2 separate regions of the Homo sapiens genome follow, and region 2 is linked to region 1. A link is a contact called in ENCODE Hi-C or POLR2A ChIA-PET data. All regions are on one chromosome and are shown on one strand. The core of a region is the stretch at or near the end of the contact, and the rest is flanking DNA. Distances in the headings are between cores, read along the strand shown.

Evidence for each region. A loop is a pair of places that touch in the nucleus more often than their neighbours do. ChIA-PET counts read pairs that join two places held with the same protein, here RNA polymerase II (POLR2A). Pooled maps may share reads with other maps.
Region 2: a loop to region 1 is called in a map of CD8-positive, alpha-beta T cell, with 32 times the contacts of the local background. The contact joins the promoter of TRPM7 here to the promoter of SECISBP2L in region 1. A Hi-C loop is called at or near these places in 4 of 168 maps with a recorded cell type or tissue (B cell, CD4-positive, alpha-beta T cell and CD8-positive, alpha-beta T cell) and 7 of 50 pooled maps. POLR2A ChIA-PET finds 5 or more read pairs at or near these places in 1 of 52 experiments (HepG2).

Annotation. Positions count from the first base shown.
Region 1 is chr15:49,044,767-49,051,690 of GRCh38, reverse strand. It overlaps SECISBP2L (SECIS binding protein 2 like), which reads left to right and starts at 5,245. Exons shown (of 18, transcript NM_001193489.2): 1 at 5,245-5,415. The coding sequence starts at 5,392. RefSeq lists enhancers at 4,779-4,908, 5,009-5,358, 5,649-5,788.
Region 2 is chr15:50,684,121-50,690,935 of GRCh38, reverse strand. TRPM7 (transient receptor potential cation channel subfamily M member 7) reads left to right here and starts at 4,139. Exons shown (of 39, transcript NM_017672.6): 1 at 4,139-4,405. The coding sequence starts at 4,403. LOC128092252 reads left to right here and starts at 4,219. Exons shown (of 4, transcript NM_001414947.1): 1 at 4,219-4,405. The coding sequence starts at 4,219. It also overlaps the pseudogene RN7SL354P. RefSeq lists enhancers at 3,748-3,927, 4,238-4,657, 4,187-5,051 and a silencer at 4,018-4,187.

The DNA of each region.
Region 1 (6,924 bases), core at 3,996-6,495:
CGGGCACCCCCACACAGAGTCCCCACTGGGGTACTGCCTAGTGGAGCTATGAGAAGAGTGCCACCTTCCTCCAGACCCCCGAATGGTAGATCCACTGACAGCTTGCACTCTGTGTCTGGAAAAGCTGCAGACACAACACTAGCCCATGAAAGCAGCTGAGAGGGAGGCTGTACCCTGCAAAGCCACAGAGGAAGAGCTGCCCAAGACCATGGGAACCCACTTCTTCCATCAGCGTGACCTAGATGTGAGACATGGAGTCAAAGCAGATCATTTTGGAGTTTCAAGATTTGACTGCCCTGCTGGATTTCAGACTTGCATGAGACCTGTAGCCCCTTTGTTTTGGCCAATTTCTCCCACTTGGAATGGGTATATTTACCCAATGCCTGTACCCCCATTGTATCTAGGAAGTAACTAACTTGCTTTTGATTTTACAGGATCATAGGCAGAAAGGACTTGCCTTGTCTCAAATGAGACTTTGGACTGTGGACTTTTGAGTTAATGCTGAAATGAGTTAAGACTTTGGGGGACTGTTGGGAAGGCACAGTTGGTTTTGAAATGTGAGGACATGAGATTTGGGAAAGGCTGGGGCAGAATGATATGGTTTGCTGTGTTCCCACCCAAATCTCATCTTGAATTGTAGCTCCCATAATTCCCTTGTGTTGTGGGAGGGACAAAGTGGGAGATAAATAAATTATAGGGCAGTTTCCCTCATACTGTTCTCACGGTAGTGAATAAGTCTCATGAGAGCTGATGGTTTTATAAGGGGAAACCCTGTTCACTTGGGTCTCATTCTGTTCTCTTGTCTGCCACCATGTGAGATGTGCCTTTCACCTTCCACTGTGGTTGTGAGGCCTCCACAGCCAGGTGGAACTGCAAGCCCATTAAACCTCTTCCTTTTGTAAATTGCCCAGTCTCAGGTATGTCTTTATTAGCAGCATGAAAACAGACTAATACAATGACTCACGAAGGGTACTGTTTTGTATACCTTATACATACCCACACCTCCCATGGGCAAAAGGAGATGCTTCCCCTTACCTCAAGCTATGTGAGAGAAACTTTCTGGGAAACACTTGGAGAACTTGATACATGTTGCCTGGAGTGTGGTAGAATACAAGGACCTGAGAGAAACAGTGGGAACAAGCTGCATTTTTGCCTACTGTAGCTATATAAGTTTTTCCCAGGGCAAAGTGTACTGAAGTCTGTAATCTACTTTGACATGCACCAAAAATAAGACAAATTAATAGCTGGATAAAGGGACGGAGGGATGGATAGCTACATGATAAATCAAGTGTAGCAAAATGATCCCAGGGATTGATGGGATCCCAGGAATTCTGCCTGAAGCCATTTTAAAAGGGAATCCAGCAAATAAGGCTGGCTTGCTCTTCCCCAAATTGATCAAGCTGAGATTTAAACCCTCAGAAGCACAAGGGCTGAGGGCTAGGGTCATAAGTGACTGCTCTGAGATGACTTTGCTGCATGTAAACATGCAGGAAAGTAGTAATTAAACATCTGAGAAGCTCTGCCATCCTCCCCCTCACAGTCCAAACCTAGAGAAATCTAAAAGCCTAATCTGAGTATTTAAGGTACAGGAGGTGGAGATAAAAAATGTAGAAAACAAAACTGAAGTGGACCAAGCCACGTCCTTCACTGCAGGCTTCCAGCTTGAAGCAGGACTGAGCTGGGGAAAAGGAGAAGTTTTGACGTGGAATAAAGTTTGTGTGACCTTCACGAGATTTCATCCAAGGCAGAAAAAGAAATCATCTTCAGAGAATTTGAAGGTACAGGACAATAAATAATAATTCTACTTGCACCCTAGTGAATCCTGCTCCTTCAATAAAATGCACATGCCTAACAAAACCCCAACCCTGGATGAAAGAATCCTGATTTAATATAATATTACAGCTCATTTATTCAATAAATATTTGTGGAGCACCTGTTGCATGCTAGGCTTTGGTATAGGTAGTAAGAATAACAACAATGTATAAGACAAGCATTTGATATAAGTAGAGAAGTTTTCAATGTCACTGGAGGTAATGGTGACATTCTATGTTTTGATAGAGATTTGAATTACATAGGTGTATGCGTTTGTTAAAGCTAGAATTCAATATTTGGTTATAGTTTTTTCTTTTGAGATAAAATGTACATATAATGACATGTACATAATTTAACTATATGTTTGCTGAATTTTGACAAGTGCCTAGTCACCACAACTCCACCTCTCTTTATTGTCAGCAGGTAACCTTGCCTCCTACATCACTGAGAAAACAGAAGCCATTAGGCATTCCCTCAACTTTTGGCACCAAACTTACAAATGTATATAATCTGTAGCCATATTGATCTTTTCTTCCTTTCTTCTGTTACAGTAGATAACATGCCCCTACTCCCATCAAAGGCCTCTTTCTTGCCCCTGGTATTTGTGTCCTATCCCCTCCGAGCTTCTCAGAGGCCTTCATCTATTGGATTATCCCTCACATTCTGAACCCTCATTCCAAGGGATGAGCTTGTGTGAGTACTAAAGGCTGAATTTTCTCTTTCCTCAGAATGCTAACATGTGCCATTTCCTCTTCTTGAAACAATTTTCCTACTTCTTCTCCTTTACTGATCATAACTCCTACTCAGGTCTTTTTGTAGATGCTATTTACTCAAATAGCCTTCCCTGACCTTCCATCCCTTACCATGGTAGCACCTATTATACTTCCTTTTTCATTACACTCATCTCACTTATAAAGACTTCTCCTATGCATGTCTTGCCCACAAGACAAACATGGTCTCAGCCCTCAAGGTGTCTCATAAACTGCTGTACCTCTAGTATTTAGCATAGTACCTTGCACATTAAATATTTATTGGTGAATAAAATAATTTGCATTCATTTATATCATCTGTAAAGTGTAGTATTTTTAATATGTCTTACTTTTTTTCACAGATTTTAATTTTTTATCTACTAGCTATTGCCATCTTTTTAAAGATTACATTAAATGAGAAGGGCATTGTGACATTTCTGTTCTCATAATTCTTATGATTCTGTTCTTATAATTTTAATGAATGTCTTGTACATAGATTCTCAATGAAAACAATTTTACAGTCATAAAAATCCTATAATGTGGAAAGATCCTTGGGAATCCTATATTTAAATTTCCTCAGATCATTCCTCAGAAGAAGGAAGAAAAGCAAAAGTACTATAGTATTTTTATGAGTGCATTGCTATTATCTTTTTACTCAGATGAGGGTATATTATGGCTATAGACCACCAGTAGGAAGACAATCTGAAAATTCAGTTATTTTGTCTTTCAATTGTGAAGGAGGACGGTCATCTGTTAGTTTACATAACTACTCCTTATAAATAACTTAGTTTTTCTGAGCAACCAACCCTAAATTCATTCAGCATTCACTGAATCCCAGCTAGGTGTGTGATAGGCACCAGGGACCTAACATTACGTTAATTGCACATATATTTACAAATGTTACATAAATTTGCAGTTCAAATACACATGCATTGATATTAAATTTGAGGTGGCAGAAAATTTACTAAAATTAAATAAATATATTTAAATGTAAATATAAATGTGTAAATATAAATGTTTCTCCTTTCAAGATGTTTCTATTGCCAGCCTTGATATAAGTCTTGCTGACACAATATAGCTCCTTTCAGCAGGCCAATATATAATACAGGTTGAATGTCCCTTATTTTGACATACTTGAAACCATAAGTGTTTCAGATTTTGGATTTTGGAAGATTTGCATTATACTTACTGGTTGAGCATCTCTAAACTGGAAGTCCAAAATCTGAAATGTTCCAGCGAACATTATCCTTAAATGTCATGTCTGTGCTCAGAAAGTTTCTAATTTTGGAACATTTGGGATTCAAGAGGGTTTGGAATTTCATAGTTTCCATTAGAGATACCCAACCTGTATCAACATAAGTACAGCAAGGGGCCTTCACATAACAAGCCTCATATTGGAGTCTAATAACCAGACTAATAACCTAGACTAACTGAAAAGGCAATTAGTCTTTACTGATATCTCCTGAAGCATGACAAAGCAAATTTCTTAAAATCTCTTTCCCATTCCTAGCTGTGGATCTCCACACCAGTGCCCCAAACAGCAGCCACCTCAACTCTACCTTCACTTAAGTGTAATTTAGCTTATACAGTTGTCCCTAAGTATCCCAGGGGGGATATTGGCTCCAGGATCCCTGCTGATACCAAAATCCATGAGTGCTAAAGATCCTTATATAAAATGGTGTAGTATTTGCATACAATCCATGCATATCCTCCGATATACTTTAAATCATCTCTAGATTACTTATAATACCTAATACAATGTAAATGCTGTATAAGCAGTTGTTAAACTGTATTACTTGTATTTTATTGTTGTACTTGATATTTCTTTTTTCCTCAAAATATTTCTATCCGCAGTTGGTTGAATCTTCACAGAGGGTGTGGGTGTTGGAGGGTGTGTCTGAGGAGATGCCCAGAAGAAATTTGCCATGCTAACGGTAGTGCCCAGTTTCAAGACAGTCTCTGCCCTTAAGGAGCTAAGGATCTGAAGATAAAATAATTACCCGTTGGGTGGTGTTATACAGATCCTGCATAAAATTAGGATTTCTGAGATGGGCGAGGTCAGCCTGGATGTGAGCCTAGAAGTGGGCATGAACCTGGATAATGAATTAACTCTCAATAAATATTTGTGGGGAGCTTCCTAGCGGGCCTCTTCCAGTCATTCTGTGTATGCGTTTTACATATGCATTTTTCTAGGGCAAGACTCCATTATTTTCAGAATATTCTCATTCCTTTATAGTCATGACTCCCTTTATTTGCGTAACATAAGGAAGGAGCAGATGTACGGTGGGCAGATGAAAGCTTTTCCAACATCACTAAGAGGTGGTTTCAGATCCTGAAGAGGTCTTTGAAGTCCCGGGAGACCTGGGTCCCAAGTGGTCTGACACTTCTCGTTTAACAGTCGCAGGGGTGGCGTGTGGTTCGGGGCACCTGCTCCTGGGCGCCTCCACCTGGCCTTAGCCTCCAGGCCAGGCCGGGTTCCTCCTACCCTTGCTGAGGCCATTTGCTGTCACTCCGCCCACTGCCCCTCTCTGCCTCCTCCCCACTCCTTTTCCTTCCGTGCGCCTCCATTTCTAACTACGCCTCCAGCCCATTCGGGCCCTCCTCGGCTTCCGTCCCAGATGATCCCTCCCCGAAGCTGCCACCGCCTCCTCCATCTCCCGGAGCTGGAGCCGCCTCCTCGGCCAGTGGCGTAGCCGAATCGGTGTCGCGGCCAGCCAGATAGGGGCGGAGGTCCGGAACCCAGTCTGGACCCGAGCGGGGGGCCATGGAGAAAGCGGCCCGAGGCGCTGTTTACACCGACTAGCGCGGGCCCGTTGCGGCTGCAGGCACCATGGACCGAGCCCCCACGGAGCAGGTACGCGGGTTTGGGCTGGGCCCGCCGAGCCGGGGGTTGGGGTCGCCGCTTCCTCACAGGCCAGGCCCAGTTCTCCGAACGTGGGGACCGGGGGCCGGTCCTGCGGCCGCAGACCCCCTCACCTGGGAGCCTGGCAGCTCCCAGCTCTCCTTCATTGTTCCAGCTGCTGCCTGGGACTTGGGGGCTTTTCCAACCCTGATTACTTCCCAGGCGGAGGGCTCGCCGTTGCCGCTTCTCCCCTGCTTGGTGAAGGGGTCAGAAGGCTCCAAGTTGTCCCTGCTCTCCTGGGAGGAGGGCTTATAACTTCTAGTAGTCTCCCCGCTTCCCCCATTCCCTTCAGCTCTGGAATGTGTTTTCAAGGTGGAAAGGCGTTTGAAGGCTTCTCACCCAGAAAGACTGTAAGAGAATGTGTGGTAACTACAGATGAAGGGAAGTCACGGGCCTTTTAGGTCTGTGTTCAATGGAGCGAAGCATTGTTTTTGCAGTGGTTTTACGGAGGTGTTTCTTTTAAGAAACGATACTACGATTTCCCCTTGTCCTTTTATCCAGTTATTTTGCAAAGAATTGTAATTAGTGGGTTTTTTTTTAAAGCTAGCTCTATTTTAAGGGTGTAAAGCATAAGCTTATTTTCGAACCCGTTTTCATATTCGCAAAGTAGTCCTATTAGTGTTCTGTTTTATTTTTATTTGCATCAAATTCCTGATTATGCATGCTAGTAGGTGGTAGCAGGCAGGGATGATAACAGTGTTAAAAGTAATCGAAAACAATAGTTTCCCCCCCAGTATTTTCCACTCTTAAGATCTCTGCGAAACGACTTAATTTGAAGTCCAAGTTTATTCACTCTCTATTCCCTTCTTCGAAGGCCTTGCCCATTGATGACTAGATGACGGAAGAAGAGAGGCTAGTAATTTCTGCCTATTAATTTTACAGTTGGATAATTAGCACCTGAATTAATGAGATAAGATTTCCCAAATTCCTGTATGTGTCTATATGTAGTTGAAGCCGGTTTGTATTTTGAAATCGGACTCTTAGCAGGCAAAGCACAGCTTCCTAGTTGTGTATACTTGTTTTTACAGAAGACTTTTTTTTTTAAAAAAAAGCTTTATGTGAATGTAACTCTGAAGACACAAATGAGTTTTATAAAACAATACATGGAATTACCAAAGAGAAATTGATACAGAGTCTCTTGGCAAATACACTTAGGCATTTATGTGACCCAGAAGTATTCTGTATACAGCCTGTATCTAGTTTAATTTAAAAACATTTTTGAAGGTATCTATCATAAATACCTGAGATTTCAAAGCCTGACAAATGAATACGAATTTTCCTTGAATCATTTCCTTGTATGTGTGTTACTAATGAAAGGGTTCAACATTTTGTTCCTTCACTAGGATGCCAGGACTAAAACCAGTAATGCTACCTTATGTATACTTAGAGTTCCTTTCATCCTAGAGGAAATATAATTAACTATTTAGATGGTAATTTTTAGCATAGCTGTTTGTGATTATC
Region 2 (6,815 bases), core at 2,890-5,389, 1.6 Mb before region 1:
TTTAACTTCATGTTTCTCTTACTTCTACTTTCTTTTCTTTCTTTCTTTTTTTTTTTTTTGAGACAGAGTTTCACCTTTGTTGCCCAGGCTGAAGTGCAGTGGCGCAATCTCGGCTCACTGCAACCTCTGCCTCCCGGGTTCAAGCAATTCTCCTGCCTCAGCCTCCCAAGTACCTAGGATTATATGCATGTGCCATCACACCCAGCAAGTATTTTGTATTTAGTAGAGACAGGGTTTCACCATGTCAGCCAGGCTGGTCTCGAACTCCTGACCTCAGGTGATCCGCCCGTCTCAGCCTCCCAAAGTGCTGGGATTACAGGCATGAGCCACCACACCCGGCTACCCTCTACTATTTAGGAACGGTATCTTATCTTAATCTGACATGACACTCTGCATGCCAGAATCAAAGGACAGAGTAACATTTTAAGATTCTGGCCTATCAAGAGAGTTTATTTGTTTGTTCAACAAATATTTATTAAATGACTGAATGCTTGATGACACCTACTTAGTAGGCATTTAAGATGGATAAGGTTATGATCCTCATGCAGTTGAATGTTTAGTAGGGGATTAACAAGTAAGTTGGTTGAATACAACAGGATAAATGCTATAATAGAGAATATATAGGCTGGGCATGGTGCCTCACACCTGTAATCCTAGCACTTTGGGAGGCCGAGGTGGGCGGATCATTTGAGGTCAGGAGTTCGAGACCAGCCTGGCCAACATGGTGAAACCCTGTCTCTACTCAAAATTAGCTGGGTGTGGTGGCACGTGCCTGTAATCCCAGCTACTCAGGAGGCTGAGGCAGAAGAATCATTTGAACCTGGGAGGCAGAGGTTGCAGTAAGCTGAGATCGCGCCACTGCATTCCAGCCTGGGCTACAGAGTGAGATTCCATCTCGAAAAAAAAAAATCAAGAGACTCTTTATTATTATTTTTTATTTCTTTATTTTGAGACAGGGTCTTGCTCTGTCACCCAGGCTGGAGTACAGTGGCATGATCTTGCTCACCACAGCCTCAACCTTTTGGGCTCAAACAATCCTCCTGCCTCAGCCTCCGAGTAGCTGGGACTACAGGCACGCACAGCCACACTGGGCTAATTTTTCTAGTTTTTTTGTAGAGACAGTGTTTCACCATGTTGCCCAGACTGCATCATTTTATTCTCATAATATTTTGCTTAGCATTTTAAACAGCATAGTAGTAAGTGTTGAAATGTTGTAACTAGGCAAGGACAAGGAGGAGAATTAGTATGTGATCTAGTGAGAGTGAAAAATAGACATGCCATTGACCAAAATGGAAACAAAACCCTTCTGGAAAAAAGGTGTAAGAACATTTAACAAACATGTTCTGAAGCACTGAATTTATCAATCTTGTCATCACCGAACACTGACTATAACTGCTCCTGACATATTCTTAGACACTGAATATAAATATATATATTTCAAGATTTATTATTTATTTATTTATTTTTGAGACGGAGTCTTGCTCTTTCGCCCAGGCCGGACTGCAGTGGCGCTATCTCAGCTCACTGCAAGCTCCGCCTCCCGGGTTCACGCCATTCTGCTGCCTCAGCCTCCCGAGTAGCTGGGACTACAGGCGCCCGCCACTGCGCCCGGCTAATTTTTTGTATTTTTAGTAGAGACGGGGTTTCACAGTATTAGCCAGGATGGTCTCGATCTCCTGACCTTGTGATCTGCCCGCCTCGGCCTCCCAAAGTGCTGGGATTACTGGCGTGATATTTTTTTAAGAGACGTGGTCTTGCTACGTAGTCCAGGCTTGAGTGCGGTGGCTATACACAGGCACTATCCAACTACTGATCAGCAGGAATTCTGACCTGCTCAATTTCTGTCCTGGGTTGATTCACCCCTCCTTAGGCAATCTGGTGGTCCCTTGCTCCCAGGAAGTCACTACGTTGATGCTGAACTTAGCACAGCCACCCAATCCGCATAGCACACTACAGCCCAGAACTGGGCTCACATGAGCCTTCTGCCTCAACCTCTGGAGTAGCTGGGAATACAGACATGGGCCACTGTGCCTGACTCAATACATATTTTTTGAATGAATAAATTCATTCTCCAGAATTGATTGCTGATTGAAAGTCAGCATCTGTGAATTTCAAGGCTGGTTGATCACTTGAAAATTAAGGAATTTATTTTGATTAGTTCAATTAAGGATAAATCCTGTTCCCCATTTCTTTTCTTTTTCTTTTTTTTTTTTTTTTTTTGAGACGAAGTCCTGCTCTTGTCCCCCAGGCTGGAGTGAGATGGCGCGATCTCGGCTCACTGCAACCTCTGCCTCCTGGGTTCAAGCGATTCTTCTGCCTCGGCCCCCCGAGTAGCTGTGATTACAGGCGCCTGCCACCATGCCCAGCTAATTTTTGTATTTTTAGTAGAGACGGGGTTTCACCGTGTTGGCCAGGCTGGTCTAGAACTCCTGACCTCAGGTGATCCACCCGCCTCGGCCTCCCAAAGTGCTGGGATTACAAGCATGAGCCACCGCGCCCACCCAATCCTGTTCCCCATTTCTAACTCTAAATTTTCCAATTTACCAAAGAGTTCTGGCAAGTGCCAAGGAGCTCATCTTGTTTCATTTCTACACCATCCAACTAAGGAGCGAAGCATTCGTGAGTACAAAAAGACCAGAGTTACAAAGTTCTAACGAAACAAAGCACTCTAATCTCATTTTATTTTGATTTTCCAGTTTGTCTGCCTCTACCTTCTAGATTATAAACTCCCTACAGGCAGGAAATGTGTAGGCCCAACTGAAATCCAGAAGATAAACATTTATTGACTGCATGCATAAATTAGTCAAGATGCCTTCCCCAAGGCTGACAATTTAGTGTGACACATATATTAAAACATTTTTAAGTCTTGGTTCTGCTGGACCTGCCAGATGGGGAAGAAATACACAATACCTGAAGATTGTTCACAAGCTGGGGGAACCAGTGGGTGGATTAGTTTTTTTTCTGAGAGAAGATCCTACTTCAGTGAATTGTGGGTCATAATGTTTGAGAGGCAATAATTATGCTGAATGAAAGAAGTTAGACGGAAAAAAAAGGTGCGTGCTGTATGATTCCCGTATATAAAACTTTAGCATGTGCAAACTTATCTGTACTGAAAGTAGATCTGTAGTTGATAAGGGACGTGATGGAGAGGGACGAGATGAAGGGATTATGAAGGGGGGGGAGGAAACTTAGAGGTGAATACGTTCATTTGATTATGGTGATTTCATGGGTGCACAGGTATGTCAAAACTTATCAAATTGGACATTTAAATACGTGCAGTTTGTCATGTCAATTATTTTAAAATAAAGTCGTTTTTAAAAAAGAGATAAGACAGTCAGATCCCTGAGGGTCAGATTGAGGAACTCTCGAAGACTTCAGGAGCAGAAAGATGTTAAAGCAGTTTTAAGAAAATTAAACTGATTGTGGTCTTCCCAGTAGATAAGGAATAACATTTAGTAAACCATTGCTAATAGCCAAACCTTGGCATGTGTGACAGCAAAATAAATGGAAAGGTGGATAGGTACATATTACATCAAGGGAACAACCCAGTTTTTGGTGCAGAAGGTGTGGTGTATGCGTGTATGTGGGTGAGTATCTCTGGAGGGAAAAAGACAGTCCCATAGTTAAACAAAGAAGAATATTTACCGGCAGCAACAGGAGAGGCTAGAGAAAGAACATGATTGGGGTAAAAAGATGATTCTGCATTTTGGACGAGGAGAGAGTAACATTTAAAGCCTCTACTCGCTCTGAAGCACACAGAGTGTGTTGCGACACTCGAGTTTGCTGGAGCGAGTCGGCACAGGCCAGGCCTAGTTAGCGGAATGAGCCCACACAGCAACTCCAGACTGGATCCGCAAGCCTTGAACCTTAACCCTCAACCTCCGATTCCCCAAGTTCCACTCTCGTAGCTGAGGCTGAAGTTTGTCTAAGTCCCGCCTAGGTACCCAACGGAGATACGGCGTGAACACCCCACCACTTTCTGGGAACCCAGAGGCGGTCGGCGTGGCGGCGCGAACCTGCCCAGCGCGTGCGCGCGGCGCGCAGGGAGGCGGCCTGGAATCGAGGGAGCGCGCGCCCTTCACGTGACCCGACCCGCGGGCGGCGACGCACGCGCCGCGCCGCGCCGCTCACGTGGTCCGTCCCCAGCCCCGTCGCCGGCGGAGGCGGGCGCGGGCGCGTCCCTGTGGCCAGTCACCCGGAGGAGTTGGTCGCACAATTATGAAAGACTCGGCTTCTGCTGCTAGCGCCGGAGCTGAGTTAGTTCTGAGAAGGTTTCCCTGGGCGTTCCTTGTCCGGCGGCCTCTGCTGCCGCCTCCGGAGACGCTTCCCGATAGATGGCTACAGGCCGCGGAGGAGGAGGAGGTGGAGTTGCTGCCCTTCCGGAGTCCGCCCCGTGAGGAGAATGGTACTGGACCCACGCAGGCCCGGGCGGGGAATGGTTCTGGGGTTGCGGGCGGTAAAGGAGAGACTTGGCAGGCAAGTGTGTGGGGAGCCGCGTTCCATGCGGCGAAGGACCCTCGAATTGCCTTGAGGCTTCCGGATTTGTCCTCTCGGGACGGGTGTGCAGTTCGTTCTGGGGTGAGGGGCGGGAGCAGGTAGCAAGTTAGAGGCGACACCTCTTCGCGGGAATCCCCTGAGCCGAGACTCGGCTCCCAGCGAGGGCCTCTCCAGGCGGCAGAGGCGCGAGCCCGGGACTACCTGGCTGGGCTCAGCTGAGCGGCCTCAGCGCGCCCGACGCAGGGCTCAGCCTACAAGCTCCGCATCTCCTGGGAGCACGGTCCTCCTGGCGCCAGTTGCTGGCAGATAAGGGAACCAAATGCTCTGCTCAAGTTTTACATGGAAAAAAGGGAGGGAGGGCTAGAAGGGTGCAAAAAGGGGGTAGAGGACACGGGTTTGGAGCAGTGCCTTGTTTGCTGTGCAGCGGATACTCTACAGGTACATTTCCTTTTTGGAACCAAAAGGGAGGGATTTGACAATATTGATGGTAGATCTTTTTTCTTTAGCAAGAATTAAGGATTTTGGTGGGTGGGGGGAGGCTTCTGTGGGGACCAAGACAATGTACTGTCAGTCAGGATTTAAGTCGAACTACCGCATCCCTTGCCCCAGAGAACAGTTGATCGTGTTTTAAACCGAAAGGTGCGGAATGGAGAGAGGGAGGCGGTGCATTGCAGCTTCCGATAGAGCTTTTTATTTTTGGATATCAGGAACCAATTTTGAAGATTTCTTAAGAAAGTCATTTACATCAGGGACATGAAGAGCAAAGTAGGTATTTTTGGTCAGTACTTGAATTTGATAGGCTTTATGCAAACAACTCTCCCTCTGCTGGAGTCTGGCAAGTTTGCTTTTCACTGGACGCTAATTCAAGTGCCATACAAAACTAAAATAAGAGTTTTACTTATAACACAAATGTAGTAATACTTTGAATAAATAATGTGTCTTTCACTATTTTCCACCTTATTCTTTTTTGTTTGTTTGTTTTGAGACAGGGTCTCACTCTGTCGCCCAGGCTGGAGTGAAGTGGCGCGATCTCCGCTCACTGCAACATCCGCCTCCGGGATTCAGGCGATTCTCCTGCCTCAGGCTCCCGAGTAGCTGGGACTGTAGCCACCATGCCCGGCTAATTTTTGCATTTTTAGTAGAGACGGGGTTTCACCATGTTTGGCAGGCTCGTCTCTTAATTCCTGACCTCAGGTGATCCGCCCGCCTCAGCCCCCCAAAGTCCTGGGATTACAGGCGTGAGCCACCGCGCCAGGCCAACATGGGAGATTTCAAACTTGCAAAGATACATTGTAGAATGAACTACCATATACCCATTGGCCAGTTTCAACAGCTTCAACCATGTGAATTTTATTTCTTCTATCATTCCTCAATGGGATAATTTTAAAGCAAATCCCAGACAAATGTCATTTATGGATACTTTATTGTGTTTATGTCTAAAAAGACAAGGACTTTTTAACATAACCACAATATTATTATCATGCCTAAAAATTAATAATTGCTTAGTATCATTAAATATTCAGCATATTTCCCTGATTGTCTCATGTTTTAGTCAGTTGATTTGTTAGAATCAGGTTACAAAGAATTCTGCACATAGCATTTGGTCGGTAACTCTTTCAGTCTCTAGTACCTTCTCTCTTGGGGTGTGGGGGTGTCTTTTACCATTTATTTGTTGAAAGAAACCCATCATTTGCCTTGTAGAATTTCCATCAGTTTGGATTTTGTTGAATGCATCCCTGTAGTGTCATGTAACATGTTTCTTTCTCCTCTGTATTTTTTTTTCTTTTTTCTTTTTGTTTGAGACCGAGTCTCGCTCTGTTGCCCAGGCTGAGTGCAGTGTAGCGATCTCGGCTGACTGCAGCCTCCGCCTCCTGGGTTCAAGTGATTCTCCTGCCTCAGCCTCCCGAGTAGCTGGGACTCCAGGTGCGAGCCACCACACCCGGCTAATTTTTGTATTTTTAGTGGAGATGGGGTTTCGTCATATTGGCCAGGGTGGTCTTGAACTCCTGATGTCCAGTGATCTGGCTGTCTCACCTCCCAAAGTGTTGGGATTACAGGCATGCCCCACTTTGCCCAGCTTCTACTCTTTATTTCCTGTGAACTAGTTAGTAGTTAATCTAAAGACTTGATCAGTAATCGGGCGTGGTAATCCTAGCTACTCAGGAGGCTAAGGCAGGAGAATCGCTTGAACCTGGGAGGTGGAGGTTGCAGTAAGCGGAGATCCTGCCACTGCACTACAGCCTGGGTGACAGAGTGAGACTCTGTCTCAGAAAAAAAAAAAACGACTTAATCAGGTGGGGCGCAGTAATCCCCATACT